Regions from separate parts of the Mus musculus genome. Here region 1 is linked to region 2. The links are chromatin contacts, found by POLR2A ChIA-PET in ENCODE. All regions are on one chromosome and are shown on one strand. The core of a region is the stretch at or near the end of the contact, and the rest is flanking DNA. Distances in the headings are between cores, read along the strand shown.

The links. ChIA-PET counts read pairs that join two places held with the same protein, here RNA polymerase II (POLR2A).
Region 1: POLR2A ChIA-PET joins it to region 2 with 10 read pairs in Patski. The contact joins the promoter of Clk1 here to the enhancer-like site in region 2. POLR2A ChIA-PET finds 5 or more read pairs at or near these places in 3 of 5 experiments (Patski and embryonic stem cell).

The regions. Positions count from the first base shown.
Region 1 is chr1:58,421,923-58,425,688 of GRCm38, forward strand. It overlaps Clk1 (CDC-like kinase 1), which reads right to left and starts at 2,166. Exons shown (of 13, transcript NM_001042634.2): 1 at 1,998-2,166; 2 at 1-12. The coding sequence starts at 12.
Region 2 is chr1:58,356,561-58,360,657 of GRCm38, forward strand. Aox2 (aldehyde oxidase 2) reads left to right here. Exons shown (of 36, transcript NM_001008419.2): 34 at 2,358-2,525. Among named protein-coding and RNA genes, the nearest start is that of Gm39644, 34 kb to the right of the region's middle. Within about 2 kb of position 2,543, at least 1 of the 3 ENCODE cell types and tissues checked has a DNase peak (open chromatin) inside an H3K27ac peak, as active enhancers do.

The DNA.
Region 1 (3,766 bases), core at 916-3,415, 65 kb after region 2:
TGAATGTCTCATCTATGAAAGACAAATTTTACCAGTTAAACTGTAGTTCTGTGATGTTCAGTAGTAAATGTTTCTTTGCAAACTCCCATTAGTTTCCATCTTTCCCCTCCCCAGACAGCCTCAATATAGAGTAGCTCTAACTATGTGCACCAAGTTGCCCTTGAATTCAAAGAGCCACCTGCCTCTTGCCTCTGGAGTACTGGGATAAAATGCATGTGACCCCCAGCATTAACGTTTTGTTTAAAATCAAAGTTCTAAAATTTTAGTCAACTGTCTGCAATCATAAAAATTATTGCATTGCCTCAGATTCTGCAATGTAAACTTTATTCACAGATTTTTTTTTTTTTTTTTTTTGGTTTTTCGAGACAGGGTTTCTCTGTGTAGCCCTGGCTGTCCTGGAACTCACTTTGTAGACCAGGCTGACCTCAAACTCAGAAATCCACCTGCCTCTGCCTCCCAAATGCTGAGATTAAAGGTGTGCGCCACCATGCCCGGCCAGATTTTTTTTCACCTTGTTTTCACAATGCCCAAATTCATATTAAGTGAAAAAGGTTTAAAACCTTAAGTGAAAAAGGTTAAAACTTAAGAAAAATGTATGACAGCTCTTTCAGAAGTTCAACTTACAGGTTCACAAGGTTCAATTTCTACCCAAACCAAGTCTCCGACCAACGTAACCACAAGTGACCCTAATTAAGAAGTTTTTTTTTAACTGGGCGTGGTGGTGCACACCTTTAATCTCAGCACTCGGGAGGCAGAGGCAGGCGGACTTCTGAGTAAGAGGCCAGCCTGGTCTATAAAATGAGTTCCAGGACAGCCAGAGCTATACAGAGAAACCCTGTCTGGAACAGCCCCCGCCCCCAAAGTGTTTTGTTTGTTTTTGGTAAAATACCAGTTTGGATGTTATGAAGTGTTTGTTTACAGCTATTAAAAAAAAAAAAAAAAAAAAAAAAAAGCTGCTCAGCAGATGACCTCAATTCCCAATTCACCGTCAAGTAAATGCCCACGGTCCCCGCTGACACTCTTACTGCTAGCAGAGGGAGACTGGGAAAATTATGAAAATATGGGAGGAAAGCCTGAGAAGGTAACAGGCGCGCCTTTTATGCCGAGTCAACAAAATTCGGGCTCCACCAATAAAGCCACTCTACTTAACTGTACAGGACAGGCCATGATGTTGAAAATAAAGCTGTTCAGAGCGGAAGTGACGTACAATCTTAGGGTGTTCCCCTCCTGTTTCCTAAAGGTAAACAACTCCCCCGTTACAACTTTGTTTACAAAGGAAATTTTCTATAACTTTTTTTTTTTTGAGACAGGCTCAAAGGGGATTAAAAGGCGAGCGACAGGCAGTACAGCCCGGCCGTCTTGAGTTTTAATGTTACAAAACCTAAGTAAATCCTAAACCTTCTTAAAAATCACTTGTTCCTCGCTCTCACAAGCGCTGTCCCGGTGTGCCTCGTTTTCATTATGCTCGACTTCGCTATCTATCGACCGCCTCTGAAATTCTTTTCTTCGTCGAAGGCGGAAACTACACAGAACTGAGGTGACAGCCTGCTGTGACGCTGTCCCCGCAGCGCCCATCTCTAACAAGATCAGCGACCGCAGCGTGTGGGGCCGGCCTGGTTACCAAGACCTTTCGCTTCAAATATAAAGAAAAACAGCACCAAAACCTGCGCCGTGCCACCGCCGAGAGCAAAACCAGGACCGACCGAGTCCAAGCGAAGGCCGCGCCCTGGCGCCGCCATGGCGAAGGACGAGCGCGGCCTTCCCCCTACCGCCATCTTAGGTCCCGCCGCGGCAGCTCGGGCTCTTGCAGTCGGCCGGCCCTCCTCGGGACGCGGAGCCTGCGGGCATCGTCCCCGCCTACGCAGAAGCCAGCGGCCAGAGCTCCGCAGCCGGGGCACAGAGCCCCTTCGCGTGGCTCCGCCGTGAAGAGCCGCAGCGGGGTCCTTGGAGGCGGCGGGAAGATACAAGGAAAGGCCCTGACAGACACCGCGTCTTACCTTTCCAACCCTGAAGACAAAGCTTGCAAGGCGAAGACAAAGCTTACAAGGCGACGGCGAGAAGTCTGCAAACGATTACGACGATCTCCCAACACAAAATGGTGCGGACAGACGCAGTGCGAGCTTCTTCTCGGAAAAACTGGTGACGTAGATGGGCGGGGCCTATACCGGTCCTGAGTGCGCAGGCGCGGGCCCGCTGCCCAAATGGGCGAGGGATGGAAGGACTTGGTCCTGACTGTCCTTGCTGTGGCTTCTTGAGGATACTTAGACACTACAGGTTACAGTAATAGTATAATCCACGCTCGCTCTCCCTCTCTCCTTTTTCTCTTCCCTCCTGACTGCAACCTTTTAAACTACACCAACAAAGTATCTCTGGTTAGTAACTCAGTGACTACAGTTATGTTGACCTGTCTTAAACTAGTTTTTAGTGGTTGGGTATGACATGCACTGACGCCAAAAATGTTAGAAATGAGCATGGTGGCACACGCCTTTAATCCCAGCACTTGGGAGGCAGAGACAGGCGGATTTCTGAGTTCGAGGCCAGCCTGGTCTACAAAGTGAGTTCCAGGACAGCCAGGGCTATATATACAGAGAAACCCTGTCTCGAAAACCAAACCAAACCAAACAAAACAAAAAGTTAGAAATGGTGGAACAGGAGCGGAATAGTGTAAATAGACAGATTAGTAAGTAGTCTTGAAGACTTTGAGGATGCCCCCCCCCCCCCCATAGTAGCTTCCCCCAGCCTTGAGTAGGCTGGCTTTGACCTTGTTGCCACTGAGAATGAGACTACCTGGGGTGGAACCTTCCAACTTAGATGGCTCTATTGTTCCGTCACCTGCCACTGCTACCTGCTGAGAGGCCCTTTAGATATTCCAGAGACTTCATCCAGCAGATCACCTACAGGCTGGCAACAGGCATCAAGAATGGCTTGGGGGGCGGGGGGTTATGGTTTTGAGACAGGGTTTCTCTGTGTAGCTCTGGCTGTCCTGGAACTCACTTTGTAGACCAGGCTGGCCTCAAACTCAGAAATCCGCCTGCCTCTGCTTCCCGAGTGCTGGGATTAAAGGCGTGCGCCCCACGCCAGGCTTAAGCACAGACTCTTAGTAAACTTGGGGGCCTTGAACAGAAATGTGTCTTGGCCTCCATTATTTCTCTCGCCATTTCCTTCCATACAGCTCCGGCCTCCCACTCAGGAACCCAGTTAGTGTGGCCTCAGGCGGCTTAACTCCTATTTCGCTGGTAACTCTAAAAAGGTAGATATTAGGGGGAGGAGAAAAAGGGGGGTGCGTAGGTATCAGTTTTGCAACTCCTTTGCTTTCACCTTTAAGAGTTAATCTAGACCTGGGCATGGTGGCATATCCCAGCACTAAGGAGGCAGAGACAAGGGTTATCTCTGAGTACAAGTTCAGTGTGGTCTATATCGCAAATTCTAGCCAGAACTAAAAACAGGGGAAGAGGAGGGTGCTGGCGTTGGCTTAACAGGTAAAGACACAATGCCACCAAGCCTACCTGAGTTCAATCTCCAGGAAACACATACTGGAAAGAGAGAATCAATTCCTACACACACACACACACAAATAAAGTATTTTTTAAAGAAATTAAAAAATTTTTTAAAAATTTAAAAAATTTTAAATGTACATGTATGAATATTTTGCCTACATGTATATGTTGGGGTCCAGGAGTTGGCTCACAAACCACACAAACACTGATCTCAGTCAGACAGGGATAGTTTATTGAACATATGCCCTAAGACTGATCGATCAGGGCTG
Region 2 (4,097 bases), core at 1,293-3,792:
CTGTAATTGGATTCAATGCCCTCTTCACATAAAATAAATAAATAAATCTTAAAAAAAAATTCTTTGGAGAAACTTCTAGATAGGAGTTGTTACATCTCAAACCCTGACAAATGACTAACATTTAACATACCAAAGTAGACCCGGCTGCCAGGTTCTCCCAGCATCCCTCAGTATTAAAAGATATGGCTGGCATACCTTAAATTTCTCTAGCCCAGGGCCTGGTCTGCCCTTCCTATATAATACAACCATTTTGGTTACCAGCCCCTTTTGGTCTACCCTCTACCCCTGTGGCCTATTGGTCACCTGGCCCTCTCTCTTCTGTCTCACATGGCCTGGTCATGTTCACTCTGGACTCTCCCAGATATCTGCCTTTGCTCACCCTTTCTCTACCTTTTCCTAGGAACAGTCACATCTTTTTTTCTTACTTACTTTTATTCTCCATTCAGGAATAAATTGATTTTCTTTTCTGAAACAAGAAAAATATATCTGCTGGAATTCCATCATTTCCAAACTGAATTCCCCTTCAGCCTAGGTATCGCCTCTGGACTTGGGTTGGCGAAGCCATCACAGACTCAGAGGGAGGGGCACCAACAGGTCCTTCTGACTCTGGCTGGTCTAGAAGCCATCTGAGGGGGGAAGGCCAGAGGCAGCCCAGAGCCTACAGAGAACAGCTTCAGGTTAAGAGTACCCAGGCAGTGCACCCAGCATGGTAGGCATGCCGGTAATCCCAATACTCAATAGGTAGATGGAGAAGGAACATGAATTAATGCCAGCCTAGGCTACAAAGCAAGATCTCTCTGGAAAACACACAAGGACCAAGAAGGACATGGTGATGAGTGAGTGCCTATGGTACTGGGGAGGTAAAAGCAGGAAGATATGTGGATATTCAAAGCCAGCCTGGTCGACTCCATGGTGCATTTTACAGTCCAGGTTCCACAGTAAGACCTTGTCTCGGAAACCAAAAAATGAAAACAAAGATTGGGGATAAAAGTCAGCAAGAAAATGCTTGCTTAGTGTGCACACAGCCCCTGGTTCAATTCCCACCACCACCAAAAACAAAACAAAAACCACAAATACAGAAACTTTTCTGAAAAAGAAGACGGCTCTGGTTATTTTGGGTGCGTTCATGGAAGGTAACAATTATCAGAAGCAAAGAATGGCTGTCCCCTCAGACAGACCGTGGAGGGGGTCTCTGTCTCTCCACAGAACCCAGTTCTCCTCTCCTTATTGTCCTTCACCTGCCCGCATGGCCCTCGAATTCCTGCCTGTTGCCTACACGTGAAGGTCTGTCATCGCCCAAGTCTTCCTCTCCTACACTACTGTACTATAGTATAGTATACACTACTGTACTATAGGTTAGTATATACTACTGTACTGTAGTAGAGTATACACTACTGTACTATGGGTTAGTATATACTACTGTACTATAGTATATTATACACTACTGTACTATGGGTTAGTATATACTACTGTACTATAGTATAGTATACACTACTGTACTTGTTAGTATGTTATCCGCTAACACAAGCCAGGGTCCTCTGGGAAGAGGAACTTCAACTGAGAGAATGTTTCTATCAGACTGGCTGGTAGGTGAGTTTGTGGGGGCATTTTCTTGACTCAGGATTTGATGGGGGGTGGGGGAGCCACTGTGGTCAGTCCCACCCTGGGCAAGTGGTCCTGGGTTCTATAAGAAAGCAGGCTGTGCAAGCCAGTAAGCAGCATCCCTCGATGGCCTCTGCATTGGTTTCTGCTTTGAGCTCCTGCCCTGACTCTTCTTCATAATCAGGATCTGTAAGCCAAATAAGCTCTTCCCAAATGGCTGGTGATTCTGTTGTTTCCCCCCAACAATGAAAAGCTCAGGCAAGTATGCTGCTTCCCTTAGCCCCAGGGGCATAATGAGGAACTATTTCCCCCTCTGCTTATGAAGCTGGCAAGGTCAATCCATTGACTGTTCTAATAATGGTGCCCTTCTCTTACCCCACAGAAACACATGGACTGCACGTACATGTAAGCAAGTGTGCATCCCTTCCCATAGAACAAATACTTAACCCAGACAGAACTGAAGATGTAGAAAGTTCCCATTTAAGAAGTGATTTATAAAGCCAGGCGGTGGTGGCGCCTTTAATCCCAGCACTTGGGAGGCAGAGGCAGGCGGATACAGTGCTGAACAAGATGACGCCCTGTCCCAAAGTAGCTTGTTGTCTACTATAGAAGCTTTTAAAACAAATGCACTGTAGAGGCAGGTGACCTCTGTGAATTCATTCTGATCTACATAGTGAGTTTCAGACCAGCCAGAGCCACAAAGTGAGACCCTGTCTCAAAAGGCCAATAAAATAGACAAATGTGTTTTCTTGCAGGGCCTCGGGGAGTCTGGGATGTTCCTAGGGTCATCTGTGTTTTTTGCCATTGTTGATGCGGTGGCTGCGGCACGGAGACAAAGAGACATAGCGGAGGACTTCACAGTGAAGAGCCCAGCAACCCCAGAGTGGGTGCGGATGGCCTGTGCAGATCGGTTCACGGACATGGTAGGGAGCTGCTCTGTTCCTGCAAGCTCACTGCAACTTCCTGCTCCCTTGGCTTCTGTGTCAGTTTGTGACCTAACCTGTGTCTAATCAAGCTATAAAGTGATAGGGCGTGGTAGTAAATGCTTGCAATCCTGGCAGCTGGGAGACTGAGGCTGAATTGTCCTGTAGTGGCTCAGACATTCATCCTAGTCTCCTGAACACAGCAATGAGGACAGTCATCTGCCTCCAACCAGTGCCTCCTCCACGGACAGAGGCAGGAACCAGACACCTCTCAACTCAGGGCTCCTGCATAGCACTCTCCTGGTCTTGCTCATCACAGGGCCACTGTAAGATCACCTTGTCTCTTACTCAAAAGCTTAAGCACATGTGACCTTCAAAACAGTGCTCTGGGTCCCATTTTACAGGGTAGGCATCCTTTTCTGGAGTGGACGCAGAGCAAGGAAAGTAAACGCACGTAATAAAGAGCGCCTCGGAAATTTCACTGCTCATCCGAGCCTCCTTCTCAGCCTCCTCACAGCCTGACTGCTGGAAAATGGCCTCCTGCATTTCCCCAGATTCAGACTGTTTTTAGCCAGCGCGTTGTTTGGCAGAGCTGTCACATACAGTGGGAAGGAGTGACTCACTTAGCTCTTACTCACAGTTCAGGCCAGGCGGCTGGGCTCCGAGGCACATGGGGTGAGACAGCATTTTCTGCCAAGTCTGATAGTTCCTTGCTGAGACCTTGTCAATACACCCTGGTGGACACCAGTTGTCTACTAACTATGCAATGCCCATCAATCAGACACTTTTCTCAATGTGAAAGTAGTCTCAAACTTTCTAAAATATTCATCAATGGCTCCTAGATATCGCTTCATAGTAGGGCCTATATTTAATATTGTAAGGCTCATTTTAATAGTGTTTTACATTTTGTCTTTATAAAAGTAACACATGCTATGCTTGATGGAGCACTTGAGGGGAAGGGTGGATAGGCTTGTCAGTTCAAGGCCAGCCTGGTCTACACAGTGGTTCCCAGAATAGCCTGGTCTACATAATAAGACACTGTATAAGAAAGAGAGAAAGAAAGAAAGAAAGAAAGAAAGAAAGAAAGAAAGAAAGAAAGAAAGAAAGAAAGAAAGAAAGGGGAGAAAGAAAGAAAGAAAGAAAGAAAGAAAGAAAGAAAGAAAGAAAGAAAGAAAGAAAGAAAGAAAGAAAGAAAGAAAGAAAGGGGAGAAAGAAAGAAAGAAAGAAAGAAAGGGGAGAAAGAAAGAAAGAGAGAGAAAGACATGTCCACTTTAGAAAAAGAGTAAGATGGAACTTGAAATCAACCATAATCCTTTCAACCAGAAATGACTGTTTGTTGTGAGAATGTGCATGTGTGTTTGGTACATGTGTGCGTGCTCTTGTGTGTATACTTGTGTTCATGTGTGTTTGAGTGTAGAAGCCAGGCCTGATACTGACACTGGGCATCTTCCTAGATTGATCTCCATCTTACATTTTTAGAATTTATTTTCTTACTTATCTATTTGATATTTATTTATTTATGTGTCTTTGCACATATATGCCTGCCTCTGTGTGCAGATATCTGCAGGCACC